2 separate regions of the Homo sapiens genome follow, and region 2 is linked to region 1. Evidence: chromatin contacts called from ENCODE Hi-C or POLR2A ChIA-PET data. All regions are on one chromosome and are shown on one strand. The core of a region is the stretch at or near the end of the contact, and the rest is flanking DNA. Distances in the headings are between cores, read along the strand shown.

Region 1 (7,406 bases), core at 3,734-6,233:
GCTCATGTGATCTTATCCCTGCCCTCTTCTTGGCCCTAGAATCCTCACCATGTATTTGCTCTGCCTAGACTGGGCTGTGCATTCCTCTGGGAAGGGGTGGTGGTTATCTCGCTCATATCCCAGGGCCAGCACAGGGATAAACTTAAAATTGTTTGGAATGAACAACAACAAAAAAATCAGGGCTGGGCGTGGTGGCTCATTCTTGTAATCCCAGCACTTTGGGAGGCCGAGGTGGGAGTATCACTTGAGTCCAGGAGTTTGAGACTACCCAGGACAACATAGTGAGACCCTGTCTCTATGAAAAATTTAAAAAGTAGCTGGGCATGGTGGTGTGTCCGTAGTCCCAGCTACTCAGGATGTAGTCCCAGGCTACTCAGGAGGCTGAGATGGGAGGATTACTTGAGCCTGGGAGACCAAGGCTGCAGTGAGCTGAGATCATGCCACTGCTCTACAACCTGGGTGACAGAGTGAGACTTTGTCTCAAAAAAAAAAAAAAAAAAGAAAAAGAAAAAAGAAAAAAAGAAAAAAGAATAGGCGGGGCATGGTTGCTTACACCTATAATCCCAGCACTTTGAGAGGCCAAGGTGGGCAGATCACTTGAGGTCAGGAGTTCAGGACCAGCCTGGCCAACACGATGAAACCCCATCTCTACTAAAAATACAAAAATTAAGTGGTCATAGTAGCATGAGCCTGTAATCCAGCTACTCGAGAGGCTGAGGCAGGAGAATCTCTTGAACCCAGAAGGCGAAGGTTGCAGCGAGCTGAGATCACACCGTTGCACTCCAGCCTGAGTGACAGAGACTCCGTCTTAAATAAATAAATAAATCGGTCAATTTGGTCTAATCCAGTGAATGTCTCAAGTAGCATTATTGAGGCATATTTTCCATATCATAATTTACCCTTTTAAGTGTGCAATTTAGGGATTTTACCACATCATCATAGTCAATTTACCAACCTACTATGGTGTAACCACCAACATAAGTCAGTTTTAAAATATTTTCATCATCCCAATATGATCTCTCTTTCTGAGACAGCGTCCTGCTCTGTTGTCTAGGCTGGGGTACAGTGGCGGAATCTTTGTACACTGCAGCCTCAACCTCCTAGGCTCAAGCGTTCCTCCCACCTCAGCCTCCCAAGTAGCTGAGACTACAGGCATGCAACACCACACCCAACTAATTTTTGCATTTTTTCTAGAGTTTGGTCTCATTATGTTGACCAGGCTGGTCTTAAACTCTTGGGCTCAAGTGATCCTCCCACCTTGGCCTCCCAAAGTGCTCGTATTACAGGTGTGAGCCACACCACACCTGGCCTCTCTTTTTTGTTTTTTTTAACTGACCTATTTCAAAGCACTTTGCAGACATTTTTAAATGTCACCCCTACACCCTTCATCATGTATCTCCTAAGATTAAGGAGAGCTCTTCCAAAACCACAATACCCATACCGTCTTGCTTTGCTTTTCATTTCTTTTTCGAGATGGGATCTCATTCTGTCACCCAGACTGGAGTGCAGTGGCGCAATCTCAGCTCACTGCAACCTCCGCCTCCCAGGTTCAAACAATTCTCCTGCCTCAGCCTCTCGAGTAGCTGGGATTACAGGCACCTGCCACCATGCCTAGCTAATTTTTGTATTTTTAGTAGAGACAGGGTTTCGCCATGTTGGCCAGGCTGGTCTCCAACTCCTGACTTCAGGTAATCCACGTGCCTAGGCCTCCCAAAGTGCTGGGATTACAGGCGTGAGCCACCACGCCCAACCTGTTTTGTTTTTTAAATTCAAGATCTAATCAAGGATTAAACCTTGCATTTCGTTGTCTTGGGAAGCCAGAACCCAGACTGAATTGAATCCAGGTTAATGAACATTGCTAGCCCATGTGAAAACTTGCACAGGCCAGGCGCCTGGGGAAAGTGCAGTGCACCCTGAATCTCATTTAATCCTCAGAACGTTCTGCTAGGTGCCACTGCCCACATTTTATGGAGAGAGGTGGTGTCCTCCAGGCTGGAGTGCAATGGTGCAATCTCAGCTCACTGCAACTTCTGCCTCCTGGGTTCGAGATTCTCACTCCTCAGCCTCCTGAGCAGCTGGGATTACAGGCATGGGCCACCACGCTCAGCCAATTTTTGTGTTTTTAGTAGAGATGGGATTTCGCCATATTGTCCAGGCTGGTCTCGAATTCCTGACCTCAGGTGATCCGCCCGCCTCAGCATCCCAAAGTGCTGGGATTACAGGCCACCGCGCCTGATCCTAAATAATCATTTTTAAAATCAATCAATCCTTCCTTCCTCCTTCCTCCCTCCCCTGCCTTCCTTCTTTCCTTTCTTTCTTTCTTCCTTCCTTTCTTTCTCTTTCTTTCTTTCTCTTTTCTTTCTTTCTTTCCTCTTTCTTTCTTCTTTCTTTCTCTTTCTTTCTGTCTTTTCCTTCCCTCCCTCCCTCCTTCCCTCCCTCCTCCTTCCCTTCTTTCCTTCCTCTCTCCCTCTTTCTTTCTTTCTTCTTTCTCTGTCTTTTCCTTCCCTCCCTCCCTCCTTCTCTCTCTTTTTCCTTTCTTTCTTTCTTTCTTTCTTTCTTTCTGTCTGTCTCTTTTCCTTCCCTCTCTCCTTCCCTTCTTTCCTTCCTTCCTTTCTTTCTTCCTTCCTTCTTTCCTTCCTCTCTCCCTCTCTCTCTCTTTTTTCTTTCTTTCTTCTTTCTTTTTCTTTCTTTGTCTTTTCCCTGGCGCCTGGTGGCAGGCGCCTGTAATCCCAGCTACTTGGGAGGCTGAAGCAGGCGAACTGCTTGAACCCAGGAGGTGGAGGTTGCAGTGAGCTGAGATCGCACCACTGCACTCCAGCCGGGCGACAAGAGCAAAACTCCATCTCAATAAATAAATACATACATACATACATACATACATACATACATACATACATACATGTATACATACATACTATTGGAATCTAGCATGGAGGTTGCCACCCCCTTTTGCTGGTGTGGGGTGCAGTTCTGAGAGGCAGGGCAGACACCCATTGGGGCCTTTTGCTAAGGACCGAATTGTGTCCCCCTAGAATTTGTGCGTCAAACTCCAAATCCCCAATGTGATGGCGTTGGAGATTGGGGCCTTTCGGAGGTGATTAGGGTTTGATAAGGTCATGAGGGTGGGGCCCTCAAGATTGGATCAGTACCCTTATAAAAAGAGACACCAGGGAACTTCCTTCTACTCTCTCTCACCATGTAAGGACACAGTGAGAAGGCACCTGGATCTTGGACTTCCCAGTCTCCACAAACATAAGAAATAAATTCCTGTTGTTTAAGCACCCAATCTGTGGCATTTTATTTATTTATTTATTTATTTTAGAGCCAAGGTCTTGTTTTGTCACCTGGGCTGGAGTGCAGTGGTACCATCATGGCTCCCTGCAGCCTCAAACGGCTGGGCTCAGGGCATCCTCCTGCTTCAGCATCCCAAGTGGCTGGGACTACAGGTGCATGCCACCACGCTTAGCTATTTTTTTTTTTTTTTTAGAGATGGGGTCTTGCTATGTTGTCCAGGCTGGTCCTGAACTCCTGGGTTCAAGTGATCCTTCTGCCTCAGGCTTCCAAAGTGCTGAGATTACAGGTGTGAGTCATCACACCTGGCAATGGCATTTTATTATGGCAGCCTGAGCTGACTAAGGTAGACAGCAGGGAAAGAAGCTTCCATGCATTCCTCTTTGGGGAATCTGAACTTTCCAAGGCCTGCCTCCCTCCTCTGCAGGACGCTGGAACATGTTCAGTGATAGGTGGGCCTGAGGCTGTGCATCCCATGTCCCCAGAGCCTCTCTGTTGCTAGAAAATGTTCTTTCTTTCCTTGTGATTAAGGAGAAATCTGCCTTCCTGGGCCTCTCCACCCCTGGGGCCTGTCTCTACTACTCTACTATTTGGGTTTCTAGAACCCTCCCATCTCCTTTGGAGACATCCTCTTTCTTTTTTCTTTTCTTTTCTTTTTTTTTTTTTTGAGACAGATTCTTGCTCTGTCACCCAGGCTGGAGGGCAGTGGCACGATCTCAGCTCACTGCAACCTCCGCCTCCCAGGTTCAAGCGATTCTCCTGCCTCAGCCTCCCGAGTAGCTGGGATTGCAGGTGCCGGCCACCACGCCCAGCTAATTTTTTGTATTTTTAGTACAGATGGGGTTTCACCATGTTGGCCAAGCTGGTCTCGAACCTCTGACCTCATGTGATCCTCCCGCCTAGGCCTCCGAAAGTGCTGGGATTACAGGCGTGAGCCACCTCGCCCAGCCTCAGCCTTTCTCCTAATCATCACCTTGCCCTGGGCGGGTCCTAACTGCCGGGAGCCCCCAGCAAGCCTCATCTTAACAAGCCAGAACATAGCCCACATGAGGGGATGGGGGAGTGACTGGAAGTCACTGGGCCATGGTTGCAAAGGTGGCGAATGGCAGAGGAGCTGGGACACACCCACAGGGTGTCTGACCGTGATTTTAACTGCTCTTCCACGCCTCCGTGAATGAATGAATGAATGAACACATGTTCTACTACCAGACTTTGTTTTTCAGAAATATAGCAACCCTTTGGAAAAATCATAGGTCCTGTCACTAACAAGTTGAATTTAGTTATCAAGTCACTTTCTTGGTTAGAGAAGAGGAAAGGGGAGGAGGAGATGGGAAGAGGAGGAGGGAGGAGGGAGGATGAAGAAGCTCTGACGGGACCCAGTAGTGCAAGGCAGAGGGTGTCTCCGGAGGAAGCTTCCCTTCACTGTGGCAATTTCCTGAGGCTTGGTCTTGGCTTCTCGCAGCAAACAGGGTCTTCATCTGCCCAGCATCTGAACCCTAACCGCAGAGGGTTGAGAGACAGAGGAGGGGGCCCCCACAGGGCCTGTGGTTTGAGTGAGGAAAGCAATTGTGTAAAAGTGGAGAGCCTTTCCGCAGCCCAGGGCCAGTCCCTGCCTGAGTCATGCTAGAGAGAGAGGGAGGAGCAGGCAGGATCCTGGAGCTCCCTGGATTTCAAGCTGGCCGTGGCCTCCCGGGTGACGTCACTGCGGTCATTGCCTGATGAGCTCAGGCAGAGGCGCCTGGGGACGGGGTAAGTGGTGAGAGGGAGGGCCACGGCTGTCTTGGGTGAACCCCAGGCTCCAGTTGGAGACTCTGCTGTGGCAAGAGGTCCACCCCACCCCCGGGCGCCATCTGGGGACACTCCGGCATCCCATTCCAATGGCTGTTCTGCCAGGGCCTCACCCTGGCTCTTGGTCTTAGGACTGCTGTGTTTGCCTGCCTAGGTGTGCGGGTCAATCTGTGCAGAGCTGGGGAGCAAGTGATCACTGGGAGCAAAGACAGCTTTCAGCCTGGAGGGAGAAGCATTTCTTCCCGCTAGGATAATGGCCAATTCAGAGGCCCTAGACCATGCTGTCCCCAGAGCCTGGGTGCATTGCTGATGACGAGATCCCAGCCGGGGGTCAGGCCTCCCAGGACTGTCAAGCTGGGCTGCTTGAGTCCCTGGCTCCAGGGGTGGGGGTGGGGCTGAATGGCAAGGGAGAGAGCTGGTCCATTCCAGGCTCCAACCTCAGAACCCTCTGGGAGTAAGATTACCCAGCCCTGTGCTCGGGCTGAGCAATCAACTATAGCGCACACGCTCCTTTACTGTGGTTCCGAGATAGTTAATTGAAATCTGGATACTCTGGGTAAAGTCAGAACATCCAGCTGGGCCCAGCATGGGAGATCAGCTTGATGAGTCTCCCGCACCCTATTCTGGGCATCAGCAGAGTCAGTTCTCTGAAGAGTCTTTTTCATATATATCACATAGATAGAGAGATAGGCAGGTTGGTAGGTAGGTAGATAGGTCAATAGGTAGGTAGGTAGGTAGTTAGACATAGGTATCTATCTATCTATCTATCTATCTATCTATCTATCTATCTATCTATCTATCTATCTATCTTACTGTAGTTTAGCACAGACATTGGTTAAGTCATGTCACTCCTCTGAACCTCAATTTTCTCATCTCTAAAATGGGGATATTAGGCCGGGCGAGGTAGCTCATGCCTGTAATCCCAGCACTTTGGGAGGCCAAGGCAGGTGGATCACCTGAGGTCAGGAGTTCAAAACCAGCCTGGCAAACATGGTGAAACCCTGTCTCTACTAAAAAATACAAAAAAAATTAGCCAGGTGTGGTGGCACGCACCTGAAGTCCCAGCTACTCGGGAGGCTGAGGCAGGAGAATTGCTTGAGACTGGGAGCCAGAGGTTGCAGTGAGCCAAGATCACACCATTGCACTCCAGCCTGGGTGACAGAGCAAGACTCTGCCTCTAAAAAATATAAAATAAAATAAAATAAAATAGAGATAATAATAGACCCACCTCCTAGGATTGCTACATGAGGGCAATGAACTGATCTACATAAAGCACCAAGCATAGTGTCTGGCAGGTAAAGTTGGCCAGTAATGTCATCAACATTGTTATATAATAATAATTATTGTCATTAATTTTATTGCCCAACTGGCGTCCCAGCCTGAGCTGAAGCTCTGTCTCTTGGCCACCCTGTCCAGGAGGTATGAGCCTGTTTTCTTGGGCCAGATCTTCTGCTTGGCTTGAAGCCAAAGTGTGACTTCCCAACCTCTGCATGCAGCCCCCTCCCCAGGGTGCTGGTTGGTCTCTCCTCTCAGCTGCTGCTGCAATGTGCTTCACAGTGACAACACACCCACAGCTCCAGTGGCAGTTGATGCATCCTTGTGGCCAGAATCATGCCTGGCAGGACGCATGTGGCAAAGGGCTTGTCTGGGTCGGTGCTATGCTCTCTGTGCCAGGGAAAATCCAGCTCTTGGAGTGGGTGAGAGCAGGGAGGCCTTCATGGTGGTGGAGTTAGGGGATGGGAGAGACAGGGAAGCAATGAGGGGCTTGCACAGAAAATATCGTTTTACCCTAAGTACCCAGATGACAAATGAGACCCAAAATGACCTTTGGCAGGGGCCGTGGCTTCTGGGGACCCCAGCGTTTGACAGAGCAGGTGGCAGAGCCGCAGGACCCAGCTCTAGTGTGTGGCAGTTTGTTGGTTTCATTGCCGTTGCTGGGCCAGACGTGCACTGAGGACCCCGGGATAAAGGGGTTTACTGTGAGGATGCTGGGGCCCAAGACCTCGTGGGCACAGGACCCAGGTGAAGACCCCAGGGCCCGTGAAGAGCCGAAGTGGATTTCACTGTAGGGGCTTCTTGTCATCCCCAGGGGTACACATTCTTGTGGCCGCTCCTGCTGCTGGCAGCCGAGTCCTTGGCCACGAGCCCAGCCTCCTCTGGGGGGTGGGTCTCAGCCCAGGCCCACATCGGGCTGTTGATTTCATTGGCTGCTGGCTGGCCTCGCCATTGGCTGCTTGCAGCCAGGTGCTCACCCCTGCCCATCAGCTGTGGCCATGGTGGTGCCAGCAGGGAGAGGAGCATGTGACTTGCACGTGAGGAGTAGCCGA
Region 2 (6,533 bases), core at 44-2,543, 110 kb before region 1:
GATGCCAAGCATCCTCACTTGCGGAGGGCAGGAGGTGAGGGCACCAATATGGGGCCATTGGTAACCTCTAACCACAAGTGCGTGCAGTTGGCTTCAAGGCACCATTGAGAATTGCTGGTTCCCAGTGTGACACAGTGTGGCACAAGGGAACAAGGTGGATCTACTGTTATCCTACCCGAAACCCTCTCCTCTAGGTTGTCAGCAAAAAAGTCCACTTGGGAAGAATATTTCGGGACTGCGCCCAGCCGTCTGTGGGGCGGAGACGGGCTGTCTCCACCTGTGAACCCCCCCATGCCCCACCCGCCCCTGCCGAGCCTTCTCCAAGAGCCGCACCAGCGCTGAGAAGCCTAGAACAGAGCCTGCTGGTTTGGGGCCCCCATTTCCGCGGGTGTGGACATCACAGAGGTCGGGAGCATTGGGGGCGACTAGTTTGTTTTCTGCTGCACTGGGGAAGCCTCTTGAAGTAGGAAGTTCCTGACTCACCGGCTCCGGGGAGGCCACAAGCCTGTGGGGCCGGCTCCTCCAGCGGGTCAGGAAATACCGGCCCGCCCCACGCCCTCCACCCGCCCTGGGCACGCCCGGGCCTGGGAGGCGGCTCCTCCGTCCGCAGAGGTGGTGGGGACCCCTGGCGGGAGCAGACGGCAGAGCGCAGCAGTGGAGGGAGCAAGAAGGGCCCCCTGCGATGAGGAACGAGATGGCGGTGGACAGAGGCAGGATTCGGTCGTGCCCCCAGCTTTTTTTAAATTGAAGCGAAAGACTCAGAAATCGTGAAATGTATGGGACAGCCTGGAAGCTCCACTTTGAACTGCTGCTGCCAGAGAAGGATGGTGGGAAAGAGCCACCATCCAGACGGGTTCCCTGGCTCTGCGCACTCGCCTGGGGGAGGCCTCCTTTTCCCTGGTCCTAAAACGCTTTCCCGATAGGGGAGGCAGGGATCTGTGTTGCCAGCGCCCTCTGAGACCCGGGATGAGCGTGTGAAGGCTGCCAGCAGGCACGTGGCAGCCCCTTGGTGTGTCAGCTGCTTCTCCAGGGTCCCACTGAGTGCCCATTCGGCCTTGACTTGAGCACTCCTGCCTCCCGTTAGACCTCCAGATGGTATAGTGACCTCCGCCGGGGACATCTCCGGACCACAAAAGGTACAGAAGAAGCAGAGGAAGGACCCTATCCTTGTCCTCAGAGCTAAGGGGCCGAAAGCTGTGGGAGGAAACACGGACCCACTGTCCCCGTCGGGGATGGGGAAGGCTCCCTTCCTCCCTGCGGCACCTGCTGGACGGACGTCTCAGCCTAGGACAGGGCCGCATCCCTTCAGTCCGCACAGCCCCTGGCTGCCACGCTGTGCCGAGCCCTGCCCTTGAGAACCTGTTTCCAGTTCCAGCTCTCCACAGGCCCCCTCATCTAGGCTGGTCCCGGGTCAAATCGAAGGAAGGAATGGAGGCTGCACCCTGAGAAACCCTGGGACACCCTTCCAGAACATACATTGCCTAGGCTGTCTACTGCTCCTAGCTTTCCCCAAAGGCGTGTGTTTCTTCTGCGCCCAGCTCACCCTTGCTCCGTCCAGGTAGCAGGTGTCTCTCTGTGTAGGTGAAGTTGCAGAAGGGACGAGCCAGAGGGGGCTGTGATTCCGAAACCTCTGCTCACTTCCCCCAAGGCTCTCTGGGGCTCAAAATTAGGTAGCATTAAGACCCTCAGGATAATTTATGTTTGCACTGAATTTAAAACAGAACAAAGGTAGGAACTACACTTTTTGGGTGGCTGCGCCTTGCAAATGTATTCGGATGCAGGTTTGTGAGCAGCGCCATGGCCGACAGAACCACAGGCAGGCGGCAGGTCTCCTGCAGCCTCCCCCACGGTGCAGGGGCGCCTTTCCGGCTCCTCTAAGAAGCGCTGCTGAAGCCACGCCCTGGCTTAGCGCGGAGGAGGAGCCACCGTGGGGCACCGTGGGGAGCGAGGCCTGAGCCCCGCCTCCCCAGTCACCGAGCACTTCCTGTCCCTGCTCAGTAATCAAGCACAGACTTCAGATCTTGGCATCTCAGTCTGAACTCCTTAAAAGCCAGGTATTTTAAAAGAAACGTTTTAAGGCAAATTGGTACCTATTTCCAGCCCACCTTTCTGTAGTGCAAGAACTGTCTCCAAACCTCCTAAATAAATCTTCCAGACAAAACTTTCATTCTCATTTTCCATGTTCAATGTCAATCACGTGGATTGACACATATCTAACCTTCAAATGTAAACAAAGCCAAAAATATTGCTTAGAGATTCCCACATAAAGACAAAGGTTGCTTTTTCCTCTTCCGGGAACGCTGTCTACAGGCACTCAGCATGGCCCAGTTTCCCAAACCGTCATAGGCTTTCCTAGAATACAGCCTCTAACAGCACTAGGCCGGCCCGAACCCCTGGGAAGAGAATCGTTTACCTTTATACCAAGATTGGGAAACTGCCAAAGTCTGCACATGGCATGGGCCTGGGCTGACTCCGAGGGGTTTGTGCTGTGAGACCTAAAGCTCCTATGAGACTGCCCCAAAGCAAAAACATGTCAGCAAGCGGCCAGGCGTGGTGGCTCACGCCTGTAATCCCAGCACTTTGGGAGGCTGAGGCAGAAGGATCACTTGAGCCTAGGAGTTCGAGGCCAGCCTGGGCAACACAGTGAGACCCTGTCTACAAACAAAAAACCCATCAGCAGTGCATCTGGTGCTTCTGTGTGAACGTGTTCCCGACAGGATCAAGTGTGCCTTCCTCATCAAGGAGCAGAAAGTTGCTGGGAAGGTGTTAAGGGCAGGAGCACAGTCAGAAAGCTCAATTTTAAAATGATGTTTTGGCCGGGTGTGGTGGCTCATGCCTGTAATCCCAGCACTTTGGGAGGCTGAGGCAGGCAGATCACAAGGTCATGAGATCGAGACCATCCTAGCTAACACCGTGAAACCCCGTCTCTACTAAAAATAAATAAAATAAAAAATAAAATTAGCCAGGCGTCGTGGCACATGCCTGTAGACCCAGCTACTCCAGAGGCTGAGGCAGGAGAATTGCTTGAACCCCAGGAGGCAGAGGTTGCAGTGAGTTGAGATTATACCACTGCACTCCAGCCTGGGCAACAGAGTGAGACTCTGTCTCAAAAAATAATAATAAAATGAAGCTTTTTTCAGGAAAAAAAAAAAAAAAAAAGGCGGGATGAGGGAACCACATGCAAAGAGCCACCTCTGGGGTCAGGCAAGGTGGCCGACTCCGGAGGGGCCCCAGGCTTTCCATGGAACTGGCAATGTGTCATCTTGGTTCCTTGTCACCGTGTTATCCTTGCATACGCTGAAATGTTTCTGTACGCTCGTATCTGATAGCGGCAGGGAAGCAGAAGCCTAGGGGAGCCAGGGTGACATCATTTTGAGTTCGGCTCCACCTAAAACTAGCAAGGGAGGCTGGGCCCGGTGGCTCACACCTGTAATCCCAGCACTTTGAGAGGCCGAGGTAGGCAGATCGCTTGAGGTCAGGAGTTCGAGACCAGCCTGGCTAACATGGTGAAACCTTGTCTCTCCTAAAAATACAAAACTTATCCAGATGTGGTGACACATGCTTGTAATCCCAGCTACTTGGGAGGCTGAGGCAGGAGAATCGCTTGAACCTGGGAGGCAGAGGTTGCTGTGAGCCGAGATCGTGCCACTGCACCCCAGCCTGAGCAACATAGCGAGACTCCATCTCAAAAAACAAAAAATTAGGCACAGTCCAGGCCAGTCACAACCTAAGATGTTTACGTCTGAGGAAGCAGCTACGTAACGCCTGCGAGGACAAACTCCTACGATGGAGAAGGTTCAGATGCCACACAACAGTGTATGCTTGAAGATGACCACAGTGAGGCTTCGATGTGCTTATGCACTAAGATGCCAAGGATGGCTTTCTTTAAATCAACAGAGCAATCCACTGTGTCAGGCTGTCAGCCCACCTGACAGACACAGCGTAGCTTTTCTATAGCTAAGACCCCTACATAAGAGGAGTTGAAAACAGCGACGGGCATCCCTCCACTTGCTTTCTGAGGACGCTCTACTCTGTACCTGAGCAGCTTTCAGTAAACTCTTCTCAGTGAACTCTGCGACTCACCTTGAGTTTCTTCCTGCATGAGATCCAAGAACCTTCTCTAGGGGTCTGGATCGGAACCCCTTTTTCCTGCAACAATGGGATTTCACAAATAAATGTTGATAAGTTATATATAAAAATCTCAAGTTCTTCTCTCCCCCAAAATGAGACCCAACAAAAAACTCAGACTACTGAACACCAGTATTGCTGAACGCCCAGGGCCAGTGTGCAAAGGGGAGGTAACCCCCTGCTCACGGCCACTCTGGAGCCGCCTGTCTGGGTGGCTGGAGGGAGACTAGCCTGTGGGATGTGCTGGCCTCAATCACTGGCCACATCTGGCCCTACTTCTCTGAGGCTGGGGCTGATTCCAGGAAAGGAGATGCCAATAGGCCTTTATAGCAGCTGGGTCCCCTCTTCTGCTCACCTCCACAGCCTCCAGGTGGTCTCTGGTTTCAGAAAGCCACATGGAAAGCCCCCTCCTGGGCCTGGTGATGTGCAATGTGAGCCCCAGGGCTTGGCGGGCTGTCCGCGTGGCGGAGAGCCTCACCTTCCCTCCAGTAACAGAACTGCAGTGAAGGAGAGACGACTGTGTGGCCGTGGGAACATTTATTCTGTGTTTATTCTGACATTTTGAACACAAACTAGACAGCACAGACATGGGGCCCGATCCCAGCCTGCACAGAAGCCTCTCTGCGTCGCGACAGTGCAGCGTGCGGCCTCTGGCTGCAGCGCCGGCTTTCAGAAGGCTGGGGCCAATGCCAGGGGAACCCCAGGCTCAGCAGGGAGGGAGCAGGATCTGGGACAGAAGATCCGAAAAGTGAGGCCTCAGGGCCTCTGCGGGACCCACCTGCTGGAATTTCCACCACCACCTGCTTCTACAAAGACTGATAGAAACAAAGACGCAGTAGTGTGGGGGGTCTGGTCCCAGAGCCCCTTCCCCACCCACGCCCCGTCTGCTTTGATCCTGATGATGGTCGCACCTCGCCCTGGCGGTTTCTCCAGGGGCTTTGGTGCCTTGCTGTGCTCAGTGGCTCCCTCCACTCAGCATCCAGAGGCTGCTTCCCAGGATCCACCTGAGCGCTGCACCCTGCACAGCCCCCACATCCCTCCAGGTGGGCTCTGCACTGCTGCTGCTGGGAGGAAGGGAAAGTCTGTCTTCTTTAGCATCAGCTCGGGAAGCTGCCTTTGCCTCAAATGGCCAAGCTGTGAGGTATCCCTGTTTCATCATCCGGTTCCCTGGTGGGGGCTCAGCAAATTTCCCATGAAGATGAACTGCTGAACTTCGAGGCAAATTACAGCCAATCCAGGGGGCAGGCTCAGCAGGACGCGGTGTGGGGGACCAGCTGCCTCCAGAAACATCCCCCACTGGCAGAAATCCAACCTCCTCCTGGTGTTCCAATCAGCAATGAGTCCAGAGTCTTCAGTCTGCAGGAGAAGTGCTGAGAGCAGCCCGGGACTTCAGAGCCTTCCTGGTGACGCCCAGGAGATGCAGAGGTGCGGCGGGACCACCAGGGAGGACCTGTGAGCTCCTCACTGGCCAGGGCTTCTGGCTGCGCTCACCGGCCCTGAGCAGCTCCCTCCGAGTCTTCGGGGCTCCGGGCCAATCGCACAGTGGAGACGCCGTGAAGCAGCAGCTACTCCCTGACTCTGGCCCAGGCCGCAGCCTCTGTCTGACAGGGGTAGCATCGGGCTCCAGGGACAAAGCTGGGCCGAGCTAGCAAGAGGACAGTTGTGGGGGACACAACGATGACAGTGACTGGCAGAGGCACTGCCAGGACAAAGACCCAAATTAACGTCACAGAGTCTTGGTCGTTTCAACAAGCCTGAAGTGCATATATTTTCTAGTTGCAGCGTTACTGCAAACCAAACCAACTTTTCTGCCTCTTTACACGGCGGGGTTCTGCAGCAGCCCGGCCTCTCTTCTGGGCACAAACACGCCTTCCGCGGGGTGGGGCACATGGGGCTGTGGGGACACGGGCACTCAGCAGTGGGGCCGGGCCATGTCCAGGGCCCTCCCACATCCTCCAGGAAGGTGCTTTCAGGGACCTGCTCTTTGGATGTTCAAAAGGACATGTGAGGGTCTCTGGAGAGTGAGGAGAGGACCCAGAGTGCCATGGAGGGACCAGCCGGGGCGACTTACAGACTAGCCCAGCAGATCACACGGCCCGCGTCTCGGCTTCGATCTTCTGCTCCCCGTGCAGGTTCTCTGGGCCCAGCGGCTGCGCCACACTCTGGCGGATGGCAATCTCGGGGCCACCTCCATACAGGCTGTTCAGGTAGGTCCAGGTCTCCTCCGAAATCTGCCCGTAGTCAGCTCCTGCAGGGCACGAGAGGCACCCCTAGGCTCACCTTTGCCTCCTCAAGGAAGCCACCGGCCTGGGCAGTGGGGGCTCCGCAGGGCCAGGCCCCGAAGCGGGAAGACGGCAACCAGGGCTTCTATGCAAAGCTGTCAGATGGAAATCAGGATTTCCCAG

What was found. A loop is a pair of places that touch in the nucleus more often than their neighbours do. ChIA-PET counts read pairs that join two places held with the same protein, here RNA polymerase II (POLR2A). Pooled maps may share reads with other maps.
Region 2: a loop to region 1 is called in a pooled map, with 2.6 times the contacts of the local background. The contact joins two enhancer-like sites. A Hi-C loop is called at or near these places in 1 of 50 pooled maps. POLR2A ChIA-PET finds 5 or more read pairs at or near these places in 3 of 52 experiments (H1, WTC11 and activated B cell).

What each region holds. Positions count from the first base shown.
Region 1 is chr9:129,774,853-129,782,258 of GRCh38, reverse strand. No RefSeq gene overlaps it. Among named protein-coding and RNA genes, the nearest start is that of TOR1B, 25 kb to the left of the region's middle. RefSeq lists enhancers at 65-565, 4,795-5,089, 4,720-5,235, 6,627-7,193. Within about 2 kb of position 4,983, at least 18 of the 41 ENCODE cell types and tissues checked have a DNase peak (open chromatin) inside an H3K27ac peak, as active enhancers do.
Region 2 is chr9:129,879,956-129,886,488 of GRCh38, reverse strand. USP20 (ubiquitin specific peptidase 20) reads right to left here. Exons shown (of 26, transcript NM_001110303.4): 25 at 6,200-6,376; 26 at 4,661-6,022. The coding sequence ends at 6,216. Among named protein-coding and RNA genes, the nearest start is that of MIR6855, 14 kb to the right of the region's middle. RefSeq lists a silencer at 464-713 and enhancers at 904-953, 1,004-1,685, 1,484-1,793, 1,785-2,079. Within about 2 kb of position 1,293, at least 36 of the 41 ENCODE cell types and tissues checked have a DNase peak (open chromatin) inside an H3K27ac peak, as active enhancers do.